2 separate regions of the Mus musculus genome follow, and region 1 is linked to region 2. A link is a loop called in an ENCODE intact Hi-C map of the cell type or tissue named here. Cell type or tissue: heart. All regions are shown on one strand. Links, peaks and the distances in the headings refer to the core of each region. The heading gives the core; the rest is flanking DNA. Region 1 holds the start of Vezf1 (vascular endothelial zinc finger 1). Region 2 overlaps Cuedc1 (CUE domain containing 1).

Region 1 (15,746 bases), core at 4,253-12,252, 50 kb after region 2:
GAGTTCCAGGACAGTCAGGGCTACACAGAGAAACCCTGTCTTGAGAAAAACAAAAACCAAACTAACAAACAAAGTTGTGTAAATTAAGTATTAAATTTTATCCATAAGTCTCTGGAATATTTTGTCTTCAATTCTGAATTTAAGGCAAGCCAAATATACAGACCCTCAAATGTTATGATATGCCCCCCTCTGTGTGTGTGTGTGTGTGTGTGTGTGTGCTCACACATGCATGTTTTGAAAAAAGGTCTCATGTAGTCCAGGCTGGTCTCAAATTGCCTCTGTTGGTGGTGCTAGCTTTAAACTCCTGATCCTCCCAATTCCATCTCTCAGGTGCTAGGATTATAAGTATGTGCCACCATCCTTGGCTTGTTTATTCTTATTGCATTAAGTTATACTATATTATTTTGAGATACAGTCTCATGAGGCTCAGGCTGGCCTCAAATGTACTCTATAGCCTGTATCTTGGACTTCTGATACTCCTGCTTCCACCTCCATGCTCAGGGAGTACAGGTGTGAAGACCACACTCGGCTGCTGCAGTTCTAAGCACCAGAGCTCTTATCAAGCCTCAAACACAGCACTGGAAACAGCTGGGATGGAATTCTGCTCCATGGTATAATTAGCAGTAGACAAGTATGGAACAGAAGCAAATGAATGGAGAGTGTAACACTCTTGTTTGCATACACATATTTAAAGCACTGTTCCAGCACCAATATGTTCTCTCCAATGCTATTTTGGTGATAGGAGGAAACAAGAGAAACATTAATACAGTCCTGAGAGCATAGTCACAATTATCTTTGATATATTGAAAAACCCTAGATTTTCATCAATATGAAATGCAAATGATCTGCACCATCACCTACTTTTGCTGATGCCTTGTTTGCACGTGTTACAGTTGATACTTTGGCTCTGCCCATGTGTCTTTAAGTGGCTGGTGATATATGCTGCACTCAAGAGCTTCCCACAGATGTTACATGATACCTTGCCTTCGTGGCGCACCATGTGTGTCCGTAGTCTGTCTTTGGTGGCAAAGGCAGCAGTGCACGTCTGCATGAGGGAGGAAAACTTTTTTTAAATATAGACTATCCTGTTCAACTCATTTTAAAGTACGTATATTTTACACATTACCCCTACCCATATCAGCAAGCTGGCTGAACAAGTATAATTTTCATTGCACAGATAATATTAAAACATCTGGTGAATTTTAGAGGCTTCTATTTGGAGGAAGAAAACATCAACATAGAGAAGTGAAAAGATGAGGCCCACACTCAGTTGAATCTAGATCTAGGGCTGGAGGTGGGGCTCTGTGATAGAGTGCCTGCCTCCTGTGTTCAGTTCCCAGCATTGCAAGGACAAAACAATACAAAACAAAAGCCTGGATTTAAATGGAGTTGTGCAAATCACTAAGCGGTGCAATCCTAAACAAGACAGCCTATCTGATGTCTCTTGGAACAGGGTTAACAGCTATCACAAAATTCCTGATAGATTAAGAGCCTGATACAAGGCTAGTATTCACTCAATGGCACTTGCATCCTTCCTCCAGTTAGATTTTTCTTAGAATTCAAGTCACTTACTTAATAAAACCAGTCATTAACGAACAAATGAAAGGCAAACTAAAGAATGTCCAGCAACTGCCTAAGATCAGGAATGTCTAAAACAGTCATTTGATTTAGCAAAATTCTTAGCTTTTTCATGATCACAATTTGATTCAGATAAAATCACTAATCTAACTATATATTTTTTTATTTTCCAATTTGGTAACAGCATCTAAAAATACAGAAGATACAGCGGTCCCAGTGCTAACAGAAAATGCACTATAAAGTGACCCCCTTCTTTTGGCTGGAGAGATGGCTGTTGTTTAAGAACAGTGGCTGCTCTTGCAGAGGACCCAGGTTCAGCTCCCAGCACTCACATGGTGGCTCATGAGCATCTGTAACCCCAGTTCCAGGGGATCTGACAACTTCTTTTGCCCTGCTTGGGCACCAGGCATGCACACAGTGCATAAGTACATATAAGGCAAATATTTATATGCATAACATAAAAAAACAAATCTTAAAAAAAAATTACAAAAAGGCTGGCAGCATGGCTCCGCAGTTAAGAGCATTGCCTGCTCTTGTAAAGGACCCAAGTTCAGTTCCTAGCGTCCATGTAGTGTTTCACAACCATCTGTGACTCTAATTCCAGGAAATATGATACCTTCTTCTAACCTACTCTTTTTCTGCACACATATGGTACACAAATCATATACTTAGGAATATACACATAGACATTTTTTAATTTACAAAAAACATTTCCCCTCTAACACCAAAAATTGCCATTGCTTAAGGAAAGGGGGCTACATAATATGTATAATATACTGTTATACATATTATAAAACTAGAATTCAAATGAACCACATTCACTCCAATCAGTGACTTGAAGACTATTCAAGGAGCTTGAGATTTGACTGGCTCCGACTTTTTGGATAATGTGCACCAAGTGCTAGGTGAGGATAAATCATTTTAACTCTTACTTGGCATTTGAAGGGTCTTTCTGTTGAATGCACATGTTTTACATGACAGCTTAGGTGGTCAGGCCTGTAAGAGAGTTTCAAACAGAAGATGTAAGGGAACCCTCAGGGAGAACGTTACTTATGTGACACTGCACCTTGGCAGACTACAGGGAACATTCTGCAGAAAGCAAGAATTACCAACCCCCTCAGCCCTCGGTGTAAATTTCCTTACCTCTCACACCATAAACACAAACTTTAATCCCTCACCTGTTATTTTCTTCAGATCATACTAAGTCCTGATTCTTTACAATCACAAACACTCAAAGTTTTAGTTCTAATACGAGGAATAACTACCACTGTGTCAACTCTAATAGCTTTTTGTTTTTAAATGAAATAATACACACATAAAAACTGGGAGAGCGGGGAGTGGGGGGGTGGGGGTGTTAGTATTCTTAAAAGTTGCATTAAGTATATCGGAGGTCAGGTGGAGAGATGGCCCTGAGTTCAATTCCCAGCAACCACATAGTGGCTCATAACCATCTATAATGAGATCTGGTGCCTTCTTCTGGCCTGGAGGCATACATGTAAGCAGAATACTGTATACATAATAACTAAATATTTAAAAAAAAAAAGAAAAAGAAAATCCAAGGTCATCCCAACTAACAGGAAAGTTTCTTTGATTTGCACAGTGATCTTTATATCCGGTTCTCCAATGGAACTAAACACTGGTGGGATATTTGGAGCTATACGAAACCATGTGCCAAACGAAAGCCTGGAGCTACCTAAGTACTTCCTTAACTGACGTAAAGGGTTAAATGCTGTGTCTCCACTTGTCAATCACAGTACAGCAGAGTGAGACCTAAGCCCACCACACTCATCAGTAACCTCCTCTAATGATGGAGGCCTGCGCATGCATCTTCTCACAGAAGCCTAGATCCCAGACACAAACTGAAGCTCACGAACACCATACAGAAAAGCAAAGCAAGATGCAGTACCTTGAGAAGCCTTTCCCACAAACACTGCAAGTATAGGGTTTGGTGATGCCTCCTTCATGAGACCTCACATGGTAAGTCATCCGGTCCTTCCTCTTGAAGCGCTGATTACAAATAGGACACTCAAAGGGCTTTTCGTCCGAATGGGAGAGCTTGTGCCGATTGAGGTGGTACACATCCCGGAAGGCCTTCCCACACATCTCACAGGCGTGGTTCTTCTTGACAGGCTTACTGGGTTTCTTGACAGACTGGGGCACAGGCATTGATGTGGTACTAGCGCTGCTGCTGGGGTTGGTGCCCGAGGAAGATGTAGTGACTGTTGACAAGATGCCTGCAATAGTTGAAACCAACGAAGTTCGGCTGCTGTCCCCAGCAATGGTGGAGATAAGGGGAACCACCGTGGTGGGGGTTTTCTTTGCCCGAGACACCAACTTGATCCCTGTGTGGCAGGACTGATGGCGCCTCAGGTGATAGCTGTCCCTGAATGCTTTACTGCAGTAAGTGCACACAAACGAAGTTTTGGGTTTTTCTTTTTTAATCCCAATGGCATCCTTTAATGTTTCTGGTGCAGCCTGAGGTTTCTGAGTAATTGGTATTGGAAGCAACGGTTTCTGATCAGGGGGCTCCACAGCAGAACTCAGGAGGGGCAGCAAGCTGTTCTGCGCTGCCTGCTGTTGGTGATGGGATGCTTCGTGGGCCTAAAACCAAACATTTACACTTGAGAATTTGAGCCTCCACAGTGACCTTAACTATTCAACATATTCCAGACAGACAAGCAGAAGAGACAGTCCAGGAGCCTATGAACTGTTCTCTCTCCTCTCTCTCTCTCTCTCTCTCTCTCCCCTCCCCTCCCCCCTCTCTCTTTCTCTCTCTCTCTTTCTTTTTGGTTTTTCAAGACAGAGTTTTTCTGTGTAGCCCTGGCTGTCCTGGAACGCACTCTGTAGACCAGGCTGGCCTCGAACTCAGAAATCCACCTACCTCTGCCTCCCAAGTGCTGGGATTAAAGGCATGCGCCACCACTGTGGACTGTGAGCTGTTCTCTCATTCTCTGCAACAGAGCTACAGAGACTCTCAAGAGCTCTGGGTACAAAACAATGGAAATTGCAGCTAATCAAAATGTTTTTGCATCTACACTGCTGACAGCAATCGTACTTTCAAACATCTGACTAAAGTATACAGTACCTGGCTCACGAGGGATGTATTATTAGTTGATGAAACCACTGAGCATTTTGACTGTCAATATAGAAGCCAAGTTTAAATAACTTGTCAAAAAAAAAATGAAATGCCAGTTTAAGTATTTAATAGTCCCTTAGATTGCATCAACATACAAACTCTGTATATGACTAACACAATCATCTACTGTCTGATACTCAGGACAGAAAAAGCACCAAGTCTCTCCCTCTCTATAAGAAGGAAACTAGTGATTGAGAAAGGGACTGCTAAGCAATGAAAGGAATGGATCTCTGTGAAGACATATACCAGCTATTAAGTTTCTTTAGAAAGCTCACCACTTAACGCTACTACAAGATTCGGCTGAAATGAAAGCTGCCATTTATTAACTGGGAGGCATCTGGGAAGGTGGCAAAACACCTGCCAGTTGTTTCTCAGATCGCGAATCCTCCACTAGAGTTTGTGTCCTTAACCAACGCTTAGTAAAAGAAAACCCAAACTGCAAGCACATCCGCTGGTTTGGGTAAGGCATTAGATACATGCTGCCATGATATGCTGCTCTACTTCAAGACTCGAGCCAGACCACTGTTCCGAAATTCTAGAAAATGATGGAAAAAGTTCCTGAAATAGCTCTCACTAATATGTTGTTCTTTACCAACATTATTTTTGAAATACTTGACAGTGAACCCAAGCCCCTGTACTTGAGTTTTATAGTCCTAAAAGGACAAAGCTAAAAGTTCCACATATTTTAAGCTATATGCCACAACTAGGAAGAGTCTGTCTCACCAGCTTAGACACTTCAGCTTTTCTTACCATCACACTCTTTGATTAGTCACTTGATTAGCTAAGTTGATTAAAGACACAGAAAACAAAACAGCAAATGCCCAAGGCGGCTAACAGAGCTCCTCCTCTGACTGTCAGGAACATCTACCCGACATGTTCACTTAATGAGAGGTCAGAGGCTATGCCTGGAACCAGTCTCCCCCAAAGGTCAGGAGCAAGGTGTCTAAAGGTAGTAGTCTGAATTTAACAATTTTTTGACTTAAATGTCTTTCAAGCTTTAGAATGATGCTCAGAAATTGTAGCTACTAACCGGTTACTGAATTACAGCTCAGTCCCATTTAATTTGTGCAGCTCTGAGAATGTGGGGTCCATCCACTCAGGTGATAGCAGAATTTGGCCTCTGAGCTTACTCTTTCTCGAGCTAGGCAGGATGCCCAAGTTTCCATACAGACTGCAAACAGTTAAGAGCTGAAGCTAGCTCAGGATATACAGTTTCAAAGGCTAACAGATCAGACCCCGCGGAATGCAAATCTTCTGGACAAAGTTCAAACTTATAACATTTGAGCTATTTTTCAATTCTAAACAACCATTGGTAGGATGGAATACTAAAAGAAATTCCTGTCATTCACCAATTCAGATGTTTGTGCGGTACAAACTGGTTTACAGCATTGTTGGAGCTCACTCAGAGGGCCACCCCAGGTCCCCGTGTCTTGAGTAAAATCCTATAGAACCACTAGAATAATCAGTCTCTGAAGACTGCTGGGAGCCCACACTTCCCCACTGGCTAAGAAAGCCAATTTTCCTCAACTTGTTCTCTGAGGGATAGCTGAATAACAACCATGGCCTGCCTTTCAGTGAGGGGATTTATTTCTCAAATATATGTTCTCAGTAAGCTTTTATTTGACTAGCATCATCACATCAAAGTTTAAATTTCATGTTCTAACGCAAGTACACAGCTCTCACCCTGCCCAAGATTTCCTTTCTCTGGGACTGGCAAACAAACAAACTAACTAACAAACTAACTAACTTACTAAAGCAAAACCAAGGAACCAATCAAACAACAACAACAAAACCAGAAATGTTATTTCAACACTCAGGGTGGTAGGATGTGGAACCATGAAATCTCCATTGCTAGAGGGTAAAAGATTCTGTACTGAAACAAATTAGCATCGGTGAGTCATCTCTCTAATGTCCTGTACGAATCACCCATCACATATTTTAAGAGCTACACTTTCACTTCCCACCGTGTTATCTGGTAAGCAGGCAGGTTATTAAAACTTGCTTAAAGATATAAATACAACATGGTGCTCCCAGACACAGAGTTTAACTCTGCATTTCCCTGGTGGGGATCTCTGAGAACTAGAACTGCATGTCTATTCCACCTTTCCATACGAAGGGCCTTCTTTATTCACTGTCCTCAGCTTTAAATTACAGCTCTTCAAAGATTTTTCACAGCACACACTGCATGTCCAGGATTAAATATGAGCTTTCACATCTCCTCATCAGGTGGAAAAAAATTAATAGGCTGGCATTAGCTTTATCTGGGAAAAGAATAGTTCAAATAGCTTTTAAAAGTATTTTGTAGGCTCTTTCAACTAACTTCCCAAAGATGAACTATGGGTTTCTCCTTCACATAAGGGGCTTGCTTTGTTCCACCTCCATCGAGTTTACAGACACCCAATGTAATATTGTTTAAACTGCGTCTAAAACTCATCAGTCCTTTACTGTCAAACGATCATTTGTAAGTAAGCTTTTTCTAAAGAAAGCATTTACCGTCTTTGCACCAACCCTCATGCCAGCTAGTTCCGTACTTCTTTGCCAATCCATTCTTAAGTTGACCATCACTTTCTTTTTTTTTTTTTTTTGACCATCACTTTCTTAACAAACTCATCAAAGCACAATAAAATCAATACCAGATTAAGGATGATAAAGTGGGACGTTCAGGAGTTGCAAAATCTTAAGAATTTCCAACTTTAGTAAGCCCATTTATTTCAATAATTACCTAAAATAAAAATGCTCACATTTGAAACATGTCTTAATAGGACAAGCCAGATTACACAATGGGTAATTTTGAATTCTCCAATTCCCCGTATTAACTCCACCGGGATGGGACCAGATGCGGAGAGTATAATCTTTTGAAGATTCTGCATTTCCAAAGGTCTCAAGCGCCCAAGCTACGCGTTTGGAATTTCACGAAGTATTTAGGAAAACTCCAAAGAGGGAGGCGGGAAGGACACATTTTAAAAACGACTAGCTCCCTAACCTTCAGTTCTGAAGTTTCTGCATGTGCTTATCTCTACTGCTCATCAATGCATTTGCAAACAGAAAGGAAGCAGAGGGGGGAAAAAGTTCCAATCAGGGGTCCCGCATTAAAGTGGTAGGAGAAGGGTATGGCTGAAGTATCCGCTAACATTAGCTTTGAAGTTTCTGGCAAAAGGAAAAAAAGAAGAAGCGAAGACCCCCATACTCCCTATGAGTGACTCATCTAGGGGCTTTGTAAGCGGACTTTGCGCTCCCTCTCCGCTTCCCGTCGCCCACTGGGCCGGAGCGAACGTTCGAGCGGGTCGCGGAGCGAGACTAGCGAGACACGCTCCGGGGAAGGTCGGGCCTGCAGGAGTCCCGGCCCCCGCCGCTCCCCGCCCCCGCCCGGCCCCGCCGGCTCGGGGATTCCCCAAGCTCAATGGGACCGCAGAAGCTGGACAGAGGCGAGGGGACCAGTTGCCAGGGCTCGCCCAGGACTTGGGCTAGGAGCGGAGAAAAGTTTGCAGAGGGGAACCACGCTCGCAACACCCCCCGTCGGGTCCACCCGAGGGGGCGGCGAGAAGGGGGAGTGGCGGCGAAGCCAGAGATACCCGCTATTCGCGGGATGTGGGAGGAGGGTCAGAAAGTCAACACACAAGCACACACACACAAAAAGAGAGAGGTGACGCGAAAAGCGCAAGCGAAAGATGGATGGGTACTCGGAGCGGGACCCGGAGACCCCCTCGCTGCGCCGCGCGGCCCCGCTCGGGCGCGCAGTGGCCGAGCGGCCCGCGCTCCACAGCGGCCCGGCGCCCTCCTTTCTCTGGGCCGCGGGGTGGTGACAGCGGCCGGCCTCCTCCCTTCCCCTTCGGGGCGGGAGGGAAGGGTGTGTGTGTGCGTGTGTGCTTGGGGGGGCCCGGGTTCACCCCGAGGCCTGCTTCTCCCCCGCACCCCGCGAGGCCGCCTCCTTTCACCTCGGCGGCCGGGCTCCGCCGGAGCGGGCGGGCGGAAAAACAAAGGGGGATTAAGGCCGGGCCGGAGAGCGGAGCCGGGAGGGGAGGAGCGCCCGCCCGCCCGAGCCCGGCCCGGCCCCCCTGGCCCCCCGACCCCCCCGGGGCCCCCAGATCCTGGAACAGGAACGCGGTCCAGTTGGCCTCCATGGCTGCGGCGGCCGACCCCCCTCCTCCCCACTCCCCCCGCTCGGGGAGCCTCCTCAGGCGGAGGAGGCGACAACAAAGCGGCGGCGGCGGCGGCGGCAGCGGCAGCGGCGGCTCCTCAACATGGCAGCGCCGAGCGCGGCCACTTCCGGTAACCTCCGGGACGCACCACCGCGGCGGCGAGCGCGGGCGGGGGGGGAGCCCCGGCCCGGCCGCCGCCGCCCCCAGCCGCTTCGACCCCCTCCGGGCGTCCCCGCCGCCGGCGCGCCGCCTCGGAGCTCAGCCAGTGCCCGCGGGCGGTGGGGTCAGGGAGCCCGCGCGGGGGCTGGGGTGGGGCCGGGGGCGGGGATGGGGTGCGGCGTCCCCCCCCGCGGGGGTGTGTGATGCTGCGGTCCGTGGCTCAGGCAGCTGGAGCAGGGGGAGCGCAGGAGAGAAGATGGAGGACGCCAGGGTCTGGCGCTGGCCCGCTGGGCACAGCTGGGCTGCCTCTCGTGACTCTGCCTTGGTACCCGGCGGCGTCGCGTCCCTCTCATACCCCCAGCGGCAGTCAGGGCTTCGGTTGGTCACCTGGCTGTTCAATCGGTCAAGCACATCACAGCTTCCACCTACGAACTAGGATGCTAGCTTCTAGTGTCCCCTACCCTCGGGTATTTTTATTCCTGACCAGCTAAGCCCTCACTCAGCGCTCTTGCCATCGCCCTTTGCGTGGTCTTCCAATTTGAGCAGGGAATTCCACTAGGGTACAGCCTTAGAAGCGCCTACTGTGGAGGGAAACACTTCCCACGCGTTCAGATGTCATTACTGGGTTATTCTTGGGTGACGGGACCGCTTTCCCATCTTTCCCTTTCATTCCAGATACAGGAAATACTTAAAAACCCCTCTCCCGCCAGGATTAAAAACAAACAATAAAAACGAATGAGAAAGTATAGAGGCAAAATATTTTAGTCTTTTAGTACATTTTTCAATTCCTGCAGCACACGCACACACAAGTCAGACTTCTGGTTGGACAGCGTCAGATGTCACTGAGGTGACCCCAGCCTGTTTGCAGTTCCCAGTCGTCTGTGTAGGAGTCAGCCACTGCTACTGGTTGGAATCTGTAGATCGTAAGCCCATATGATGTCTTGAATGTTTTCTATCCTTTCCTCACATAGAGGTAGCTACTGTGAATATCAGAGACAAGCTATTATTAAACATATATCTAGTCCAAAGAATCTGTGGTGGGGAAATGAGGGGGCAGGCTCCATCTATGATATTTTTATAAAATGTTAAAAAATAAAACCAACTCCTCAGATGTGCACATTATTTCAGAACTTCAACATATTTCAAACTGACTCTTATCCCCTCCAGACAGTTTTAATAAAAGACATATCTTCAACTTCATATATATGTATGTGTGTGTATGTATGTATGCATATATATATATCATATTCATATATATATGAATGACTGATTCAAAAACCATAGTTGCAAAATTCTATGGGAATAGAAACTGAAGAGGTATGGTAATTTGATGTTTTTCCAACCATTAAACAAATATATTTCCCTCCCACTCTTCCATCAGTCACCAGAATAAAGGGGCCAGGAAATGACAGTCTGGTTCCTTTTAGAGTTGACTTCCCATTAGATACTGCCTGAAGACCTTGGGTATGAAGGACAAGTCCAGCAGTTTGGATGGATCAGTAGCAGGAACCACCAGAGAACTGGTCAGCCTAAGACGGAGGGGGACAGAAAATGAGTTTCTGATATATCCCTGAGCTAAACTGCTACATGTCCCCTGGTCTGTCAGTCTCATTTGATGTTTCTTTCAGGAAGCGTATATATGTTTACATATACATGTAAACTGAGGAGAGAGCTAAGTTGCAAACCCAAGGAACAAGACAAAATATGTTCTTGCTCTGACCTTGGACATAGTATGTGCTTGTATTTTGGTTCAGTGGATACAAGTCTCTGCTTCTTCCCTGCCTTAGAAGATTCCCTTCAAGGTCTCTATGTATATTTGCTCTCTCCTCCAATGTATAGCCGCTTCTCTTTAGCTGCTCTTTGAAACTGTAATCAAAATAAAGCTTCAGAATTATAAAAGCTAGTACTTAATATGATTCTTATGCTAATACTGTGGGATTTCTTATACTTATTTTGGGATCTAGAAACCCCTTCCCCAGCAATTTTTCTCATAGCACCTCCCAGTAGTGTTTTCCCCATAAACAGGAAGTAGAGGTCAAGTGAAAACAGTTATTAGATTTTAGGAGAAATAGCTAATTATATCTCTATCCATAGGTAAAATCAGAATTCCTGATTGTCCCCCCAAAATCTTGCCTTAAAAAGAAAATTAACCATCTTTTTAAAGTTTAAGTTGTACTTTTAATTATGAGTGTGTATGAGTGTGTGTGTGTGTAAAGCAGATTCCCAAGGAGGTCAGAAGATGGTGTTGAATCCCCTGGAGCTGGAGTTACAATTTTTTTTTTTTTTTTTTTTTTTGGTTTTTGGTTTTTTTGAGACAGGGTTCCTCTGGGTAGCCCTGGCTGTCCTGGAACTCACTCTGTAGACCAGGCTGGCCTCAAACTCAGAAATCTGCCTGCCTCTCCTCCCCACTATGTACTCTTAATCACTGAGCCATCTCAGTCATCTCCTCAGTTCCAACAACATTATGATTTTAAATATTATTTTTCATTAAGGAAGAGTGTTTTCAAGTTCAGAACATGTACTCAAAAACAAACAAATTCAACTGTACAGGAATATAATCAAACCAAGCAGGATCAAAGAATTCATCCTTAGAATGGGAATATCTACCTTTAAGAGAATATTTTAAAACATAAACAAAATGAGTCCTCCTTCAAAGTCCTGTTTCCACAGACCTTATATTGAAGTTCAGTCAAGATAATAAATGGCTGCATACAGCACATTATTAAAATCAGCTTTCAGTGAATGGATCAATGGTATTACTTTTAGACTAAGTACTTTTTCTGAACTTTTCAGTGTCTACACAAACAAACCAACAACTGTATCTGTGTCCATCCCAAACAAGTCAGCTTCCAGATTCACCCTGTTCAGATTCCCCTTCCACCTGAAGTGTTATAACCTGTCACCCACACAATTCTAAACAAGGAGAACAAAATACCTATCCCACAAAGGCAACCTCTAGACTTAAATGAAAAATGTATGTAGAAAATTCGTAGAATACCCCTAAATGTAACAGGTTCTTGGTAAATATTCTTACTGGTTCAGTGGTTAAATTTGGGCTTGAAAACTCAGTATGCAGACATTGAGCCAATCCATCAGTCCTCCAACTTACTCAGAAAGAGAGAAAGAGGCACGTTCTCTCTCATCATCTTGACAGAGGTAGAGACCCTGTCTAAGAAAGAAAAAAAAAAAAAAAAAAAAAAAAGAAAAAGGGAAAAAAAGGAAAAAAAAAAACCCTTCAAATTGTCGTTAGTAGGCCTCCTGTGTGTACTGAAGCACATATGCATACACATGCACTCATACACAACTATACACCAAGCAAAACAAAATCCCCAAATAACAATCACGCAGATTTGTCTGGAGTGGTGGCCCAGGCCTACAATCCCAGGGAAAGAGTATTGTTGAGTGTTTGAGACTAACTTGGGTGGCAGTGGGAGTACACCTCAGCTAGGGCTGCGTAAGGGGCAGAGAGAGGAGTACCAAGAAGTACTAGCCATAAAGAATGGTCACCCCTCAACACCAGCCTCAATCCGACCATGGGAGAAAGTGTAGCCCTGCCAGAAAAGAAAGGAAGGCTTGCCTGGAAGGACAGCAGAAGCACTCTCCTTCCCTTCTACTGGATAACCACGCTAAAGTGTCATTGCTAGTTGTCTGTTTTAACTGGCGAGGAAAACAATAAAGATTTCTTTGTTCCTGAACACCTATTTAAGTTCCTTGACAGCTGTAATAGTCACAAGGAACAAATCTACTCACATGTCTAGTAGAGTCCAGCTGGTATTTGAGAAACGTGATCAAAACACATTTTTTACAAAGGTCATGACCCAAGACTTCAAAAACTGAGTCTAAGCTCACATAAACACATCACCCTTTTTGACTGTCAAAAGTCAACAACATACCTATCAGTTTCACCAATAAAGCATTTATGTCAAAACGCTAGCTTCCATTTTATTCCTGGATGATGCAATGTCCACAAATAAGGGTTGGGAATGTAACTCAGTGGTAGAGCTCTTCTCTAAGCTAGGCAGTGGTGGCGCACGCCTTTGATACAAGCACTTGGGAGGCAGAGGCAGGTGAGTCTCTTGTTTGCAGCCAGCATACTTTACAGAGTGAGTTCTATGGCAGGTGGGGCTACACAGAGAAGCGCTATCTCAGACCCCCCGCCAAAAAAAAAAAAAAAGAGCACTTGCTTAGCATGTGATTAGCCCTAAATTTAATCCTAAGTAAGCAACAGTAAGCAAGAAGGAATACTGAACACAAGCAAAATAGCATAGGCCACAGCAGGAAAGAAACTAAGACAAGTCAAAAATATACTAAGTGAAATTCAATACATCTGGAAAACACATTCAGGCACCAACATTTCTCCTCTGGACACCTGCTCCTCACTGCCCTTAGACGCCCTAGGTCCCTAGAGCAATGGCTGACTTAACAGTCCTACAAACTGGTAGGACTGACTAAAACACAAAGCTTAGGCTCGGTTGTCATCAAAACTTTTAAAGTTGCTTAGAGGAGGAACCCTTCTCAGTGGCTATTGCTTCTACACCAAATATCCTGAGAATAAAGTGATATTAGCCAGTATTGTGTCACCAATCTAAAAATGCTATTCACATATAAAGATTTTTACTGATTGTAATGCCTCTCTAAATGTTTCTATATAAGTGGAATGAAAGCAAGCTTTTTAGTGAACAACCTTTACTTCAACAGTTCTCTTCAGTTTCTCTTCTACTGGGCCAATTAGATTTCCAATCTGCTGAGGTGGGTTGTCCCTCAATTTTTGGTAGTAAAAGAAACAGGAAATCACGAAACCAGTGTTGAGTGCAAGTTCGTTCTCTCTCTCTCTCCTCTCTCTCTCTCTCTCTCTCTCTCTCTCTCTCTCTCTCTCTCTCTCTCTGGGTTAAAGATGTGAACGGCAACAATCTAAGTCCTGAAGTGACATCAGAAGAGTAGTCAGATTAGGATCTGAAAGGCTATTCTGGTCTAGAAAACAAGCCAACGGACACAACAGAAGACCCGATAAACCTAAGATCTGGCTCAGTTTCCAGAAGTGGGAATTAATTCTATTAAGAATGTTTCTGGGGCTGGTGAGATGGCTCAGTGGGTAAGAGCACCCGACTGCTCTTCCGAAGGTCCGAAGTTCAAATCCCAGCAACCACATGGTGGCTCACAACCACCCGTAATGAGATCTGATGCCCTCTTCTGGTGCGTCTGAAGACAGCTACAGTGTACTTACATATAATAAATAAATAAATAAATAAATAAATAAATAAATAAATAAATAAATAAATAAATAAATCTTTGGGAAAAAAAAAAGAATGTTTCTGCTGGGGGTTGTGGCGCATGCCTTTAATCCCAACACTCAGGAGGCAGAGGCAAGCGGATTTCTGAGTTTGAGGCCAGCCTGGTCTACAAAGTGAGTTCCAGGACAGCCAGGGCTATACAGAGAAACCCTGTCTCGAAAACAAGCAAAACAAAAAACAAAAACAAAAACAAAAAAAAAAGAAAAACAAGAATGTTTCTGGGGGCCGGAGAGATGGCTTAGCGGTTAAGAACACTAACTGTTCTTCCAGAGGTCCTGAGTTCAATTCCCAGCAACCACATGGTGGCTCACAACCATCTGTAATGAAATCTGATGCCCTCTTCTGATGTGTCTGAAGACAGCTATAGTGTACTCATAAAATAAATGTACCTTAAAAAAAATGTTTCTGGGGCTGGAGAGGCAGCTCAGTGGTTAAGAGCTTTGTTCTTCCAGAGGTCCTGAGTTCAGTTCTCTGTAACCATGTGGTAGCTCACGACCATCTATGCCGGGATCTGATGCCCTCTTCTGGCATGCAGGCATACATGCAGATAGAGCACTCATAAAAATAAATCTTAAAAAAAAAAAAGTTTGACCATGAGTCTCTGAACTATAAGCTACTACATTTTGTTATACTGTTCAGTCATAAATATAATAAAAGGGCAGGTACAGGAGCTATTGCTACAGTGGCTGAAGCTGTACTCAGCATCCACCTCTCCCCATTCACTCTTTAAATTGTAATATGTACCTGCTGTTGTCAAAATATTTGACCCTTAGTTTGTGTACACATTGGCAACAGGCTCTCTGCTCAGTATGAAGAAATTCTAGGAGGGCAGGATAGCTTTTGACTCAATGAACTAGTTACTATGGTACACTGAGAAGACTAGCTAGTGCTTTTGAAGTACATATTGTCTCAAAGTATACAAAGCTCTTCTCAATTGACAAAAGTTAACTAGCTATCTAGTCTCAGGGCCTAATCTGGCCCTGCTTTTGTTTTATAATCTCTGTAGGGCCTTTCTTACCTTACAGCTGTTTCCTCTTTCCCTAACTTCCTTTCCCTTCCCACCTCTCCTTTGATTTTCTCCCCAATTTCATTCAGCACTGAAAGCATGGGGAACAGATGGTCGTCAACCCAAGGCAGTGCAAATGCTTCATGCGTTTTACGTGTGAAAGCCCACTGCTGGCTTTGTAATAATGTAATACATTATTTCTGCTTTTTTTTTTCCTTTGGTGTTTACTTTAGACAAGAATGTCACAATGTAGTTATGTTCCTTATATGAAAATTATTTCAGAACTATTTATTAAACTACATATAGTTTGGAATGGAAAACACCACTTAGTGGTACTTATGTGTTAGAATTAGTAACTTGGAGAAATTTGTCTATGACCACCTACATAGGTATACTTAATAAAACTAATGCTAACATCTGAGAAAGCTCCCACATAT
Region 2 (15,746 bases), core at 4,360-12,359:
AAGGAAGCAGGCAAGAGAAAGCACTGGGTGTCAGCCTGTGTTACCTAGTAAGACCCTGTCTTAACACAAACCCCCAACCCCTCTTTCACACACTGGCCTAGAAAGGAGACTTGCCTGTCTCTGCCCTCCCTTTCCCAAGCTCCATCACTCCTGTGAAACACTGTGACCACCCCCACCCATCCCAGCTGCCACATCAATACAGATCTGAGGGGGAAAAATGTAGAAGACAGGGTTTCTCTGTATAGCCATGGTTGTTCTGGAACTCACTCTGTAGACCAGGCTGGCCTCAAACTCAGAAATCTGCCTGCCTCTGCCTCTGCCTCTGCCTTCCAAGTGAAGGTGCTATGGATTGTGGGGTGTCATAAAAAATGAGGGCTGCAGGACGGTGGTGGCTTAAGCCTTTAATCCTAGCACTTGGGAGGCAGAGGCAGGAGGATTTCTGAGTTTCAGGACAGCCTGGTCTACAGAGCAAGTTCCAGGACAACCAGGGCTACACTGAGAATGCCTGTGTCAACCCCCTCAAAAAAAAAAAAAACCCAAACAAGTAAACAAACCAATAAAGTGGGGGCCTTTGCTTCCCCTTCAGGACCATATACAAAACCACCTGACTTTCCAAAGCCCTGGGCACACAGCAGATTTAGAGCTACTGTAGGGTGTGAAGAAATGGGCCAAAAGGCTACCCTGCTGGGGCTCCCAGGGTGAGGAAAGGCAGACACAAAACCAGTGAGATGGGGAGACTAAGGAAGCCAGAGTCCCTGCATCCCTGGGAATGAGGCAGACATGAAAAGAAGCTCAGCTGGAAGAGACAGGCCGAGAGAACAGACCTTCAATTGTTCCTGGGACAGCCGGCCAGAATCCACCCGCTGCTGGCACTGCCACTTTGTGCCTTAATGTAATTAAGGGTCCAGTGGGGGGGGGGTGTCAATGTTTGGAATTCTTTAACTCTGGCCAATCTCACACACAGCTGAGAGGGTGCAGGGCGAGCCTAGGTTTCCACGACTCAGCTACAAGGGACAGAGGGGCCTGGGCAGCAGGGGCACCTGAAGGTACTTCCTGCTTTTCTGCACTATCCCCCCTGAAGTCAACCACAACCTTGCCACTGCCCTGACCACAGTTAACAACCTACCCCCAACTGCAGGGGCCTGAAATCCTGGGAGCTAAGGAACCAGAGTCAATTAAGGAATGCAATGTCTGCTCTGGGGTATACTGAGGATTCCCTGTCCCTCCCCACGCTGGGCTGGGCATCCAGTCTTAGGGACCTCCAGAGGTAAGAACTTCCATATCTAGAGAAAAAAACAAACAACCCAATAGCAGTGGACTTGAGGCAGAAGCAGGGTGTCTAGAGGACATAGCTACCTAATCCCCCTCCCAATTTCAGAGAGATATGGCAAAGATTCTGCTCCCCACACATCCAAAGGAGAGCCTTAGATGTCTGGTCACTATGGTCCATCTACTTGTAGCTCTGTACAGGGTGAACAGATCCCTGCTACCACAGTGGGTTTCCTCTGTAGCTAAATGGTAAGTCTTACAGTTGAAGCATTTTAATTTTTTTTATTTCATTTTGTATTTTGTCTGCATGTGTATCTGTGCACCGTGTGTGTGCCTGGTCCCACGAAAGTCAGAAGAGGGCACTGGATTCTCTGGAATGAGGTGCAGACAGTGTGAGCCATTGTATATGTTCTGGGGATCCAATCTAGGTCCTCTGGAAAAGCAGCCAATGTTGTTGGTTGATGAGCCGTGACTCTCCAGCCACAAGGAAGGTCAGTGTTACGAATGGGGAGAGGGGGTGGGAAGCTGTAGCTTAGATGGTATAGGTAACTGTACCAAGGTCAACATGCCAGCAAGTCACATTCAGCTAGGAATGCGTCTGCTATAATGACCTGAAAAGGTGTTTGTTAATATGGAGGCGGGGCGGGGGGGGGGGGAGAGCAAGTAGCAGAGGAAGAAGTCTACAGACCCTAGCACTTGGCCTGAGGACTTCACCTTACTGCCTCCCAAGAGCCCCTCAAGAGCCCCTCAATGCATACTGGAGAGTGGGCACAAAGGTTGTGGAACTTATAGCCCACTATGAAGAGCTAGGGAGGTCTCTGCCAGGTCTCCCAGTCCCCTGTGAAAGTGGATGCACAGATTAACATATTCATCTGTACACAGACCTTTTTTTTAACATGGCCAGAGATAATCGAAGTTTTCTCTAGATTACCGTAAGAGGGACTGGAGATGGAGCTGTGTGGTAAAGTGCTTCCAAAGCTTGCACAAAGCTCTGAGTTCAACCCCCAGCACTGTATAATCAAACAAAGCAAGCAAACTACAGAGGGCCCTGAAATGATCAAAGTGGTCTGGGGCCAGAAATATCATTAAGAACTAAGGACCTGGGCTGGTGAAATGGCTCAATGGTTAGAAACACTCACCACAGCCAGGCATGTGGTACATGCCTTTAATCCCAACATTCGGGGAAGCAGAGACAAGCAGACCCCTGAGTTTGAGGCCAGCCTGGTCTACAGAGTGAGTTCCAGGACAGCCAGGGCTACACAGAGAAACCCTGTCTCGGGAAAAAAGAAAGAAAGAAAGAAAGAAAGAAAGAAAGAAAGAAAGAAAGAAAGAAAGAAAGAAAGAAAGAAAGAAAGAAAGAAAGAAAGAAAGAAAGAAAGAAAGAAAGAAAGAAAGAAAGAAAGAAAGAAAGAAAGAAAGAAAGAAAGAAAGAAAGAAAAGACAAACAAACAAACAAAAAAACCCAAACCCTCTCACTGCACAAGCTTGGCTACCTGAGTTTGATTCCCAGATCCTGTGGTGAAAGGAGAAGGGAATCCTGAAAGTTGTCCTCAGACCCACCTGCATGCACACACATGTCGTATGTGTACACACACAATAATAAATATGTAAAAATTTAAAAATTAAGAATCAAATGTCAGTGCGGAACACTCCAGAACAAACATCAAGAATTATCCAAGAAGAAAGTCCGAGTTTTTCCAGAAAGGGAGGGCACACTGGTAGTCTGAGAGTTACAAGCAATTAACTGGGCATGGAGAAGCCGGTCTGCTGCTTGGGAGGTGGTATCCAGGAAACACCATTGTGGGTGGAGAAGGGAAAGGGTTAACAGAGAGGGAGAGAGTTAATGTCGGTCTGGTGGGATGGGAGATTTTCTACATGAGCTTATTGCTTCTTCCCAGCACTTCAAACATGTCCTAAGTTGTCTGCAGTCTGCTCTCAGCCTTTGCTTCACCTTCCCAGTGACAAAATGTGTTACCCACAGTCCCCCAAACTGTCAGGAGTCCACACCTGACACCCAAGATTTATCAAAGCCAATCTGGTGTGCTTTCTTTCTTTTCCCTTTTAAATGGCAACCAAGCCTGTAAGGCAGGGCACGACTATCACCAATTCAAAGACAATATAAGTGAAGATCAGGCAGGGCTGCCGGAGGACACAGAGTGCCAGGATTCAACCCCGAGTCTACAAACAGTGAAGGGAAGTAGGGAGGATTAAACCCTTTCTAGATAGTTCGCATTCCACAACATCCAGGCATCTGCCCCGCAGACTTGCCTCTCTCGACAGCCTACAGACCAGTTTTGGGTGTTGTCAGGCTTGCACAGACTGGTCATGCTCACTGAAGAAACAAGTTGTCCTTCCACTGAGACAATCAGAGCTTCCAGGCTCTAAAGAATTCTCCAAAGTGTGTGTGTGTGTGTGTGTGTGTGTGTGTGTGTGTGTGTGTGTGTGTGTGTAAAATAATGCACAGATGAGAACGGAGTCCCTTAGTTTCCCAAACTTTCTCAGACTCTGCTGGGCAGATGACTCCGGTGTCCAAGGTGTGCCCCGTGCCCATCTCTAACCAGGGGAAGTCGACGTCACGGATGCTCTCTGCAAACCTGACTTCCTGCATCAAGGCTCTAACTGCACACCTTTAATCCCAGCACTCAGAGGGCAGAGGCAGGCAGATCTCTGTGAGTTCCAGGCCGGCTTGGTCTACAGAGTGAGTTCCAGGACAGCCAGGGCCACACAGAGAAACCTTATCTCGAAATAACACTTCCCCTCAAAAAAAAAAAAAAAAAAAAAAAAAAACCCTCTACCTGACCCTGTATCAAGCCCCCACCCCACCCCTAGCCTGGCTCGTGATAAATGATCTGCACCAGCCCTGTCACTCACCCTAGCGCCTAGAGGGCAGAAGGCTTCCTTCCGCACTAGGTGTGGCTCACAGGCAATTCTTATAAAACACCTCCCCTAACTCCAGGCAGAGCCTGGGATGCCTGGAGACCCTTTTTTTCCTTATGGCAGGAGCCATAGCCTTTCTGCCTTAAGGGCTTGAGGTGACAAAGAGAGTGGAATTCATTCAGAGGCGTGTCAGTTCGAGGCACACCTACAAGGGAAGGCCCTGGGAGATGCTATGCCTACTTCTCAGGTTCCAGACAGCAGCTAAGTCTCAGACAGCCATGCCCATGAGGATAACTGCTCAAACACATTTAGGCAGATTTTTTTTTACTTAAAAAGGATGGGGGAAAATGATATTCACATCTCACATCTGCTATGAGACCTAAGAAATCTAATTAAGAGCTGGAAGCCTCAGAGAAAAGGGTACGCTGTGGTCAAAGCAGGAGGGTAGAAACCACTCTTCTGTAGTAACTCCTGCAGGCAGAAAGAGCCACAAGCAATCGAATAGTTGCAAAAAGAACGTCCTCCCTCCCAGGTGGCCCTCCTGGCATCTGCTGTCGTCCCTGGAGACTCCTGACAGTAGAGGCCGTCCTTAGAGTCAGCACCAGACTCTCCTAATCCAGTCTTTGGCACAGGAGTTGAACCTGCTACTCAGGAGGCTGAGGCAGCAGGATGACAAGTTCAAATCCAGCCTGGGACAGCTTAGAGTTTGCCTCAAAATAAAAAGTAAAAAGTGGGCTACAGATGCTGATGATTGGCACAGCCCTTGCCTAGAGTGTGGGAGCTCAGGATTCAACCTAGCTAACATAGCAACAGAACAAAGGGATTCATTAAACGGTCGATTTACAGTTAAAGGGCCCCCCATTCATTCAAAAGAGTCACTCCCTTATTCAAAATATAGATTGAGAGGGACCGGGGCTCTTGGAAACACAGTTCACTGGTCCTGTTCTTTTAGAGGCCCAAGTTCAATTCCAGGCACCCATACAGTGGTTCACAACCATCTGTAATTCCAGCCCAGGCAGGTAGGTCTTCTGGCCTCTTCTGGTCTCCAGGCACACAAGTAGTACACAGGCAAGGATGCAGGCAAATGCTCACACATATAAAAGAATAAAATGCTTTTTAAAAAAAAATACCCATGGAGCCATAGCAAGTGCCAGGTGCCGTCAAGGCAGTTACAAAACACCTGTGGCGTGTGGGGGCAGGGCTAAATGATAGGAGGGTCACATGGTCTTTGACTGAGACAAGGTCACTTGGGGCCAGGAAACAGTGAGTCTCTGGGCAGTAATTCTTCACAAAGGCACGGACTTAGGAGACATCAGCTGGAAGAGACTATGCCTTTGGTGACGGCCATGCCTAAATAGGACTCCTTCAACTGTATTCATAAAGGGTGAAGAAGGGAGCTTTCCTGAGAATCCATGAAATTACAGATACGCAGGGCAAACACAGTAGAGAGGACTTAAAAGTTCCCTGCTAGTCTCAAGAAGACACAGATCCAGGTCCAGGGAGCACCAGGCTGGAAACTTCCTTGGGATCTCAGGTGGACTCCCGTGGAACTATATGCCTCTTCCCTCTGAGATACCAAATGGAATCATGGCACCTCCAGACCGGGAGCTGTGCATCATCTTACACAATGCCCCTCCCCGACTCTGCACTGGAAGGATGGTCCTTAACCTTAGGTGTGCCTCTCATCCAGGCCTAAAATCCCAGCCCTGGGGAGGCTGAGGCAGGAGAGTTGCTGCAAGTTGATACCAGCAGAGGCTACAAAGGAAAACCACTGTGTCTCAAAGAACACAAAACACTGGCCAGCAGGATGGCTGACTGGGTAAAGATACTTGCTGCCAAGCCAGAAGACCAGAGTTCAGGCCTCAGAAACCACATGTTGGAAGGAGAAAACTGACTTCCAAAAGAGTTGTCTTCTGACTTTCACATGTCAGCTTATTCGTGTACACACACACACACACACACACACACACACACACACACACTTTAAAAAAATGAAAAGAAAAGAAAGAACAAATCCCAGCACTTGGGAGGCAGAGGCAGGTAGATCTCTATGAGTTCAAGGCCAGCTTGGTCCACAGCGTGAGTTCCAGAACAGCCAGGGCTACCCAGTGAAACTCTGTCTTGAAAATGAATAAACAAAAAACAACAACAAATAAATTAAAAAAAAAAAAAGACACAAAAATCTCACCTGAGTCCTGACTACAGCAGCAGAATTTGATGTTTTAATGAACAGCAAGGTGGACAGAGGGCGGCTGAGGGAAGCCACTCTCTGATGGCTTAGGTGCTCAGTCTGAGGAACAATCCCAAAAGCAGCAGAAAATTCTGTCCCTTCCTAGTTCCCAGTGTGACTGCTGGTTCCTCCATCAGACCAAGTCACTCCTGGTATGAGAATGGTATCAGCTTCCCCCTCCCCCCACAAGGCTCCAGGTGATGCCTCTTAGTTTATGCTTATCAAGAAAAGTTTGGAAAGTTCATGAGTGCCTTCCACCCCAACCCCAGCTGGCAGAGGGCCTTTAAAGGCCTCCAATTTGGCCAATTAATCCACACGACAAGGAAGAGTCACAAAGGGAGGAGATGACAGAGATGTGGAGGAATAGAATTTGGCCACCAGATCTTGGTCCCAGTGTCTAGTCCTGAGTGAGACCCACCATGCTTTCCTGGGTGGGTGTAAATGGCCAGAGTCTTTACCCATGGGTTTTCTTGTCCCAGAATCACTACATTCACACCAGACCTGGAAGGTAGGCACCATGGTTGCCAGCAATGAGTTGTAGTCCACCAGACAGGATGCTGCATCCTCAGACTAACAGTGACTTGGGAACAAATGGCAGACACGACAGCTTTCCTGGGATTTTGTTTTGTTTTGTTTTAATCTATTTACCTTTATTTTATGTGCACTGGTGTTTTGCCTCCACGTATGTCTATGTGACAGTATCAGGTCTTGGAGTTACAGAGAGTTGTGAGCTGCTATATGGTTGCTGGGATTGGAAGCCTGGGTCCTCTAGAAGAGCAATCTGTGCTCTTAACAATTGAACCATCTCTTTGGCTCCAGCTTTCCTGTTTTTTATATATTAGGAATATAACAATAAAACGTGAAAGGGGAGAATTCTGGAACTGAGCCCCCCTGCAAAGGCAGCGAAGCCCACGATCAGCATTTCTCCTGAATCTACTGGCATTGGCACACTCGCACAGGAGTGTAGACTGCCAGTGTGGTCGCCTCACATTTGATGAATACTTTAGCGCCTCTTTCTCTTCTCTTCCCTCTCTTCTCTTCCCTCTCTTCTCTTCTCCTCTCATTTTCTCTCCAACCCCCTTGCAGCCCAAGTTTCTTTCCCTTCTAACTCCCTAAGTAGCCAGTGATGACCGTGAGATTGTGAGCCTCCTGCCTTTCCCTCCCCAGCTCTGATAGAACACATGCGTGCCACCATACCCAATTTTATGCTAAGCTGGGTAGTAAACTTTGTATATGTTAGGCAACAGGGCTACCTCCCAGCTCCAGTGTTATACATGTTACATATTCGATACCCAGCAAAGAATCTGCTTAGGTGGCCATGGCTAGCTTGACGCCATCAGCACAGGACTTCCCACACTAAGGTGCCCAGTGTGTGTGACTTTCCTCTCTCCTTTAAACGGCACAGACAGCCCGTTGCCTGGAGACTGGGCACACTCTTCTGTTCACTCTTCCTTTCATTCTCCAGCAGCAGGTCTGAAAACAGTGGCCTCCAGGAAATACGCTTGGGGCCAGGGCAAAGGGGGTGAGGAGAGGCAGGAGTGTGCTCTTCTCCCAGGCAGCGACACCCCCCAGCCCCCCTTCTCTCTGTCTTCCTTTTCCTCCCCAGGTCTGAAAGGCCCAGCAAACCAAAAGGCTCCCACAGGGAACAAGGCCCCCTTTGAAAGCCAGTGTTTGCCTGGAGCTGCCGGCAGACAAGGGTTGCCATGGCCACTGAGCACCTTTGCCAGCCAAGCCTAGGCAGGCCCAGAAGAGCAGCTTAAACCACCAGACGCCCCAACTCTAACCCCTTCTAGGGTCCCAACTACTGTCAAACACACCTGTCCTGAGGCCCTATGGCTGTTGGAAGGTGATAATTGGGGAACCTCTAGACTGAAAACCTAACACCGGAAGGGACCAGAGGATGGAGGCCCCTCCCTGAGACACCAAGCAGAAATGTCAGGGCTCAGGGCTCGGAGCCACCGTGCTGGGGAGCAGCTCGCCAGAGCCATACTGCCTCAGGACCTGCCCTGCCTCCTGGGCCAGAGCCTGGCTGTGCTGCTAATGGGAATGACTTATTTATGTAATTCATTATCACTGGGGCCTGGATCCAAGAGAGGTGGGTGGAGGCCAGGCCCCAGCTGCTGAGGGAGGAAAGGGAGGGGCTGTCCTGAGGCTCAGTCTGGACCTGGCAGCCACAGAGCTTGCTGCTGCTGACTGCAGGGACCAGAGGACAAAGGCAAGGAGGAAAGGGGACAGGGCTGGACCCTGGAGGCTCCGTGGGGCTCTTGAGAGTGAGAATAGAATTCCTCAGAAGCAGAGGCCTAGCATACTTTTGCCTTTAAACTGCTCTGTGGTCCAAAAGGCGTCTTCATCTAAAAAACAAAAAACAAACAAACAAACAAACAAAAACCAGGCAGTGGTGTACACATATTCAAGCCCAGCCCTCAGAAGGCAGGGGCAGATGGCTCTGTGAGTTTGAGGCCAGCCTGATCAATAGAGTGAGTTCCAGGACAGCTAAGGTTACATAGTGAAACCCCATCTCGAAAATCCAAAAACCAAACAAAACAACAAAATAAACAAAAAAACTCCGAGCTCTGCAGCTTCAAGACGGAAATGCTCTCGTGTCCAACAGGAGGCCTCCTATACCTGACCCAGGATGGAAAGGAAGAGCCTAGAACCTTCCAGCATTCTGCAGTCATCCCTAAGATCCATCATGGAGGCTCCAGTGGAGGGGCAGGGGAACGGATCAGGCTTGGGATGACAGGTGGCTGGAGCTGGCTCCAGGGGCTGAGGCAGCGTGTCCACCCCAGCACTCACACCCCAGACAGGGCCAGGTTCTTAGGAAGATCCTCGTTCGAAGCCTCTGAGAGGCCCAGGCTGCCTCTGTGGCAGTCTCTCCATTTCTTTATCCCTGCCCCTGCCCCTGCTCTAGCTCCTGCCCGTCTGAGGGACTACATCTGTCCAATCTGGGAATTGGTCTCCGTCTTCCTTTCCTTCCTCTTCCTCCCCCTCCCCTTCCTCTCTCTCCTCTGTCTTGCTGTCTCTCTCCCAGACGTCTTACGTGCCATGCTGGAACTCTCCATAGAGATGAGGAAGTATGAACTTGAACTCCTGCCTCTACTTCCCCACGTTTGTGGGGTTTTGGTTGTGAGGATCAAACCTAGAGATTTGTACCTATTAGGGAAGCACTCTCCTAGCCAAGCTCCCTCTCTAGCCCTGTGGCCTTGGTTTCTAATAATAATATTAGTGATTCACTGAGCACCCGTTTCCTGTGATCCTCACCACACCCCCGAGAGGAGGGGAGGAAACACTGGCCATTAGGAAGTCTGCACAGGTCACATCACCAGTAAGTGAAGAACAAGGGCCCAAACCTAGCTGTTCAGTTTTCACCCCCTTGGTATAAAAATGCTCACACAGAGAGTCTTTCAAGAGCAGAGCAAAGCAAGCCCCACAGGGCTGAGTCGATTTCCTTATAGGTACCCAGCCCGTCGGGGTAGAGTAAGGACAATGTCCAGAGTGCTAAATCCGGACCAACATCCTCTCCCGGTCACACCATTTCAACCACAGAAACAGCTGTGTTTATGTAGGGGAGAGAGACACATTTGCTCTCTGTTTTACAAGGTTATCATCCCAGTAGCCTATAAACCTGCCTTACCTCCTCCAACAGTAGCCTGGCTGAACCCTGCCATCTGGCCCCCACATCCTGTTCCATGACCATCCCACAAAGAGCTCCCAAGCCTTGACCAAGACTTTTCAGTTCTATCGTGTAGCGTTACAGACCTACCCGTGCCCTGTTCAGGTAGTGCTGTGTCCCAAGGTTCTCAGTGAAGTCCCACCCCCACCATACCAGCTCACACTGAAGTGGTCCCTTAGAGTTCTCACATCTTTCTGCCAGGTATCATCCGACCAACCCTACTCGACCTGGTCCAAGGTGGTAAGTCTGGCATGCTTCTGAGTACATCCCCAGGTCATGTCTCTACTGTGAGGATGCCTCCATCCCCATTGATAAGGGAAAATCCTGTAGTGATATGGAGTGCCATATGACCATGTCTACAAATCACAGCTGATTGGACCAGCAGAAGGCAGACTCACGTGAGTCAGTTAGATTCTTCCCCCAGGAACATATTTGATTCAAGGTCCAGGCACTGTTTGGCTTTCTGGTTATTAGAAAGAGGGTGGGTGTATTTGAGAACCAAGAGACTATGATGCCAGATTCACATTCACAAAAGCAAGGGTATCCGCAGGTATACCAGGAAGAGGCACCTTTCCCCCCAAGGCATCTTGGAGGCCAGCATTGCTCCCTGCTCTCAGTTCCTCAATTCTCCCATTACTTCAATAGTTCTGTTCTTGTACTCAGGGGAGTCTGAAACCAAGACAGACTGGTCTTACTGTTCCTCTACACAGATAAGAAAAGGGTTCCAGACGTGGCATTCGTAAACGAATGTCAATGCCAACATGTCATTCTGCGGTTGTTAAAAGCCCTGCTATGTGACCGTCTCTTCAATGCTATCTCCCACCTCCTTTCTGGGCCTACGTAGCAGGTGTTCTCCTTCTGTCCAAGTAAAAAACAGTGGCCGGGCAGGCAACTCAGCCAGAGGCACTTCCGTAGATCTATCACCAGCCACGGGAATATAAAAGTCTGTCCTTAGGAAGCTGAAGATAGTCCTTTATCCCTCTTCCTTTCCAGCTCCCCATGCTGCCTGACCCGCTCTGGTAAGACGTGTGAACAGAAGTAGCAGGCCAGGTGTGGTGGTCTGTGCCTCTAACCCCAGCCACTTTAGAGACTGAAGCCAGAGGGTCAAGGGTTCCAGACCAGTCTTGGGCGTAGAGTGAATTCCAGGCCAGGCTGAGAACCATAGCGAGACCCTATCTCAAAAACAAAGCAAGGCCCTGAGATAACTTAGCAGATAAAAGTGCTATAGCGTGCTTACACACATACAGATACGAGTGAATGTTTTTTTTTTTTTTAAATGGGGAGGAGAGGACAAAGTCTCACTATGTAGTCCAGTCTGGCCTGAAACTCTCTATGTAGACCAGGCTAGCTTGAATTTGCAGATATCCACCTGCCTCTGCCTTCTAAGTAAATGGTTCTTCCTCCCTCTTCTGCTCCTGCCACCACCTCCCAGGTTCCAGATGGAGTTGTCACAAGTCAAGACTACCTCAGGCACATTAGATGCCCCATGAGCAAAATGCACGGGGAGCCAGATGTGGTGGTGTGGACACACCTCTTTAATCCCAGCGCTTGAGAGGCAGAAGGAAGGTGGGTCTCTGAGTTAGATGCCAGCCTGGTCTACATAGCAAGTTCCCAGAGAGGCAGGGTTACATAGACAGACACTGTTTCAAGAAGCAACAACAAAATTCCACACATCAACTGTGTCAAGCCACTGAACGTCAGAGTTTGGTTATCCCTGAGATGCAGTCAGAGGCATGAAGCAGCAGCCTGGACCCTCCCTCTGGCACATTTCTCTGTTCCATGGGATACTTTGTAACATTAATTGTATAATATACATCTGTCTAATGCTTATTTGCACACCAATACTAAATACAGCACTGGGCATAGCCAAGAACACAGCAGTTACAAATACACACATACACACCAGGTACCCTGAAGAAGCCCCACGTCTGATCACCCACAGGGCCTGCTTGGGATTTAAAGAAATAGCTCTCCAGGTGCAAAAGTAGCACTCCCACCCGACCCTTGGCTAAGCAGAGCCTCAGACAATCTAGCCACCCGGGGGGCAGAGGATGTTCCAGTAAGGACATCCAGGGGGGTAGCTGCACAGTTCACACTGGGTTTTCACACCCTGGGCTCCACCTACTTCCTTCTGCCAGCCCTGGACTGTGATGGCTACAGACAAGCACCTCCCTTGTCCCCCAGGCACAGAAGGGAAGGGGGAAGCATGTGTGTGTGTGTGTGTGTGTGTGTGTGTGTACATCCTGGAGACATCGGGTGCGGGGAGCTGCAGGAAATCGGAGCAGCAGGACACAGTTCATCTGTCTCCTCCCTCCTCTCCTCCTCTGTATATAAGCAGTCTCCTCTGGAATTATCTCCCGGCTTACTATGAATTCGGGGAGTCCCCAGCGTCCGAGCTTTTCTCCCTGTGTCCCACTTAGCAAAGCATTGACTATCGCAATCAACACTCTGCCAGGTGTCTGGCTGTGGGTGCTTTTTGTCATGCCAAAAGCAAGTTGAGAAGAAGGACTCTTAGGCAGGGTTGTCATATACAGTTACATGGACTGTTCACAGCACAAAGTGCCCAGCCCAAGGGACAGAGAGGGCTGAAATTCAGCCCACCATCTGCTTACGAGGCTGAGGACCCTGGAGGAAGGGGACCTTTTTCTAGCGGACCCAAAGGTATATGCCAGGGCTTGGTGGTGAGAACAAGGGAATTCATTGTGTTGACAATCTCTGTGTGTTTGACATTTATTATAATAAGAGTGTAAATCAAGGAGCCGGGGGTGTAGCTCAGTAGTGTGTTCTATGTTACACTCAACGCTCTGGGTTCTATTCTTAGATAGATACACAAGCCAGGCATCGAGGCACAAAGCTTAATTGCAAAGGATCTTGATAAAGGGACACTGCCAGAAGTTCAAGGTCATCCTGGAGACACATAGTGAGTTTAAGGTCAGCTTTGGCCACGTAGACCCAGTCTCAAAAATTCAAATAAAATCAAAGCCGGGCCCAGTAGTTCACAAATTTAATCCCAATACTCAGGAGATAGAGAGGCAGGTGGATCTCTGTGAGTTAACGTAGAGGCCAGCCTGGTCTACACAGCAAGTTCTAGGACAGCCAGGGCTCCATAGAGACCTTGTCTCAAAGTGAACAAGCACGTAAACAAAACCAAAAGAAATGAATAAACAAACAAACAAACAAAGCAAAAACTCAAGCAAGCAAAATTCCAGCCAGAAAGTAGGTGTGTTTCTTGGACAAACTACTGCCTGCTAACTTCAGTTCCCATATCCATATCCTGGCCACCGGTTGGCATAAGAACTAAATTGAATTATATAAGTAAAATGTCTGAACAGAGCAGGTCTTCTTCCAGATGGAAGCTCTTCAGCATAGCCACTGTTGCTGGCTGGGGACAGGAAGGAAGCAGAGGCAAATGGAACAGAGAGAGAGAGAGAAAAAAAAAAGCACTTTGGGAAATGTGTGGCCAGCAGCCGGAGTCTGCAAATGGAACCACCCTGCTAATGTTCCTAAACATCTGGGAGTTCTCATGGCCCCCTCAGGTCTCCTCCTGGGCACCTTTCTCATTCCCTTGGGGTGTCTCACTCAGCTCTGAGTCTGGGGTAAGGTCACAGGTCAGCATTCCACAGAGAGGTCACAGAGAGTGGCTCAGAACAGGCTGTCCTCCTCAGACTCCCACAGCCAGATTACAGGCTGGGCAGGACACACGTGGAAGGCTGGCAGCTGGAGTCAGAGAGAACAGCATGTCCCCACAGGCAGTCCGGGGAAGCTGGCACTAGCACAGAAGGGGTCTGCTGCCTTCACTGGCAGGGGATGGGGGTCGTTCATATCTTAGAAAGTCAAAACATTTTTCCATTGCCTAGTTTTAGACATTTAGATTTTTTTTTTCCCAGTACTGAGGATCGAGCCTTGGGCCTTGCTTACAGACAAAGATTATAGAATTCCTGGTAGAATTAATTTTTATGCCAATATCTTCAACATAACTATTGTTACTATCACTGTGAGCTCACGAGTCCTTTACTTGTGTGTATGTGTGTGTGTGTGTGTGTGTGTGTGTGTGTGTGTGTGTGTGTGTGTGTATACATACATGTGGCACCTTGGGCCTTGTTCCTCAGGGAATGTCTATTTTTGTTGTTGTTGTTGTGGCTGTTATCTTTGAGACAGGGTTTCTCTGTATAGCCCTGGCTGTCCTGGAACTCACTCTGTAGACCAGGCTGGCCTTGAACTCAGAGCTCCACCTGCCTCTGCCTGCCAAGTGCTGGGTTTAAAGGCGTGCGCCACCACTGTGTGGCTACTTTTTACTCCCACTAAGATGAGCTCTCTCACTGACTAGAGCTCACCCAGCAGAAGAGGCTGGCTTGCCTTAGGGTCTTCCCCGGGTCTGAGAATATAAATGCATGCCACCATGCCTGACTTGCTTTTGTTTCTGAAACAGGATCTTAGTATGTATGGGCTGACCTGGAACTCACAGAGCCCTGTCTGTCTCGGCTTCCCAAATTCTGGTTATGGGAGTGTGCCATCACACGAGGCTATTTTTTGTTCTCATCTCATGGTATTTTTTTTAATTTTATGTATATAAGTGTTCTGCCTGTTGCGTATATGTGTACCACATATGTGCCTGACATCTGTAGAAGCCAGAAGGCTTTGAGTCCCCGAGAACTGGAGTTATGGGCAGTTGAGAGGCAGCATGTGGAAGATGCTGGGTCCTAAAGACAGGTCCTTTGTGATAGTAACAAGTGTTCTTAACTGATGAGCTAGCTCGCCAGCTCTTATTTTGTTTTTGGACCCCTGGCTGTTTCGTGTGTGGGTTCTGGGAATCAAACCCAGGACCTTATTAGGAGCCATTTTTCCAGCCCTAGTCATTTACTTTTTAATGACACTCTATCCATTTTCTCTCTAAGACCCAGGGTCTCAGAACCCCACCAGGAGATGGTACCACTGAGAGTGGTAACAGTAGGAAGCTAAGGGCCCTTCCAACACCTCTGGAGGGACTGCATCCTGGCCAGGAGTCACCAAGGCCTAGCTAGTGTCTATCTAGGTGACAGACACAGCCGGCTTCTGGCTTCAGTCAAACGCCATGTCACACCGGAACTCTTTCTTTTCAAGGACAGAAACTAACAGGATGATTCATTCCGTTATTAAATCAACTCTTAAGAAAAGAGGAGTCATCTGTTTCGCCCAGCCCTCCATCCACAGGACGCAAGCTGTTCCGTGGCTCATCACCGCCATGTGCTGACCGTCTTCCCTTCCCCGGCTCAAGAACCCACGGTTTCTCGCAGTTTGCTAAATCCCTACAGTCACCGAAGCTGTGCTAACTCCCGTCTAAAGACAGGCTTCCAAATACAGGACCATGGCGGGAGGGAGACTTGTGGATCTTAAACCTCTAGGGGTGCAAGCCCTCTCGGCAGTGAGTAAAAAGCTACCTGATAAAGCCCTTCTCTGTCCCTGCAGGATCTCCTCAGCTCGATCCCAAACTTAGAGACAGCTGTGTCCTCAGAACTCCAAAACCAGTTCTCCTACGCTCAGCTCCTCATAAGGTCCGAACACTTAATCTGCCCCAGGTTCAGTTTATCCTTCCCTCAACCCTAGGGAAAGTCCCAGCACTGCTGCATGACAAAGCACCCTAGTGAGATGTGTACGGACCCAGCAGGGGTTTTTTGAGTTCAAATCCCACCTCCCCAACTACCTACCTAGGGAGATGAC

What was found. Hi-C counts contacts between places; a loop is a spot of excess contacts. Peaks named below come from ENCODE experiments on the same cell type or tissue, not always from the same donor. Only the 100,000 strongest peaks of a DNase experiment are listed, where the experiment ranks them.
Region 1: a loop joins it to region 2, with 4 times the contacts of the local background. A loop is called at or near these places in 7 of 42 quality-filtered maps.

What each region holds. Positions count from the first base shown.
Region 1 is chr11:88,061,490-88,077,235 of GRCm38, reverse strand. It overlaps Vezf1 (vascular endothelial zinc finger 1), which reads right to left and starts at 8,957. Exons shown (of 6, transcript NM_016686.4): 1 at 8,803-8,957; 2 at 3,485-4,179; 3 at 2,511-2,574; 4 at 862-1,045. The coding sequence starts at 8,835. In heart, for the core only: a CTCF peak has its summit at 8,001; DNase peaks (open chromatin) are centred at 8,145, 8,655, 8,915 and 9,205; H3K4me3 peaks cover 3,454 bases; H3K27ac peaks cover 2,458 bases.
Region 2 is chr11:88,111,693-88,127,438 of GRCm38, reverse strand. The region is part of intron 1 of Cuedc1 (CUE domain containing 1); the gene reads right to left. Among named protein-coding and RNA genes, the nearest start is that of Cuedc1, 20 kb to the right of the region's middle. In heart, for the core only: no CTCF peak of the experiment used is centred there; DNase peaks (open chromatin) are centred at 8,398, 9,268, 9,648 and 12,238; H3K4me3 peaks cover 1,106 bases; H3K27ac peaks cover 4,774 bases.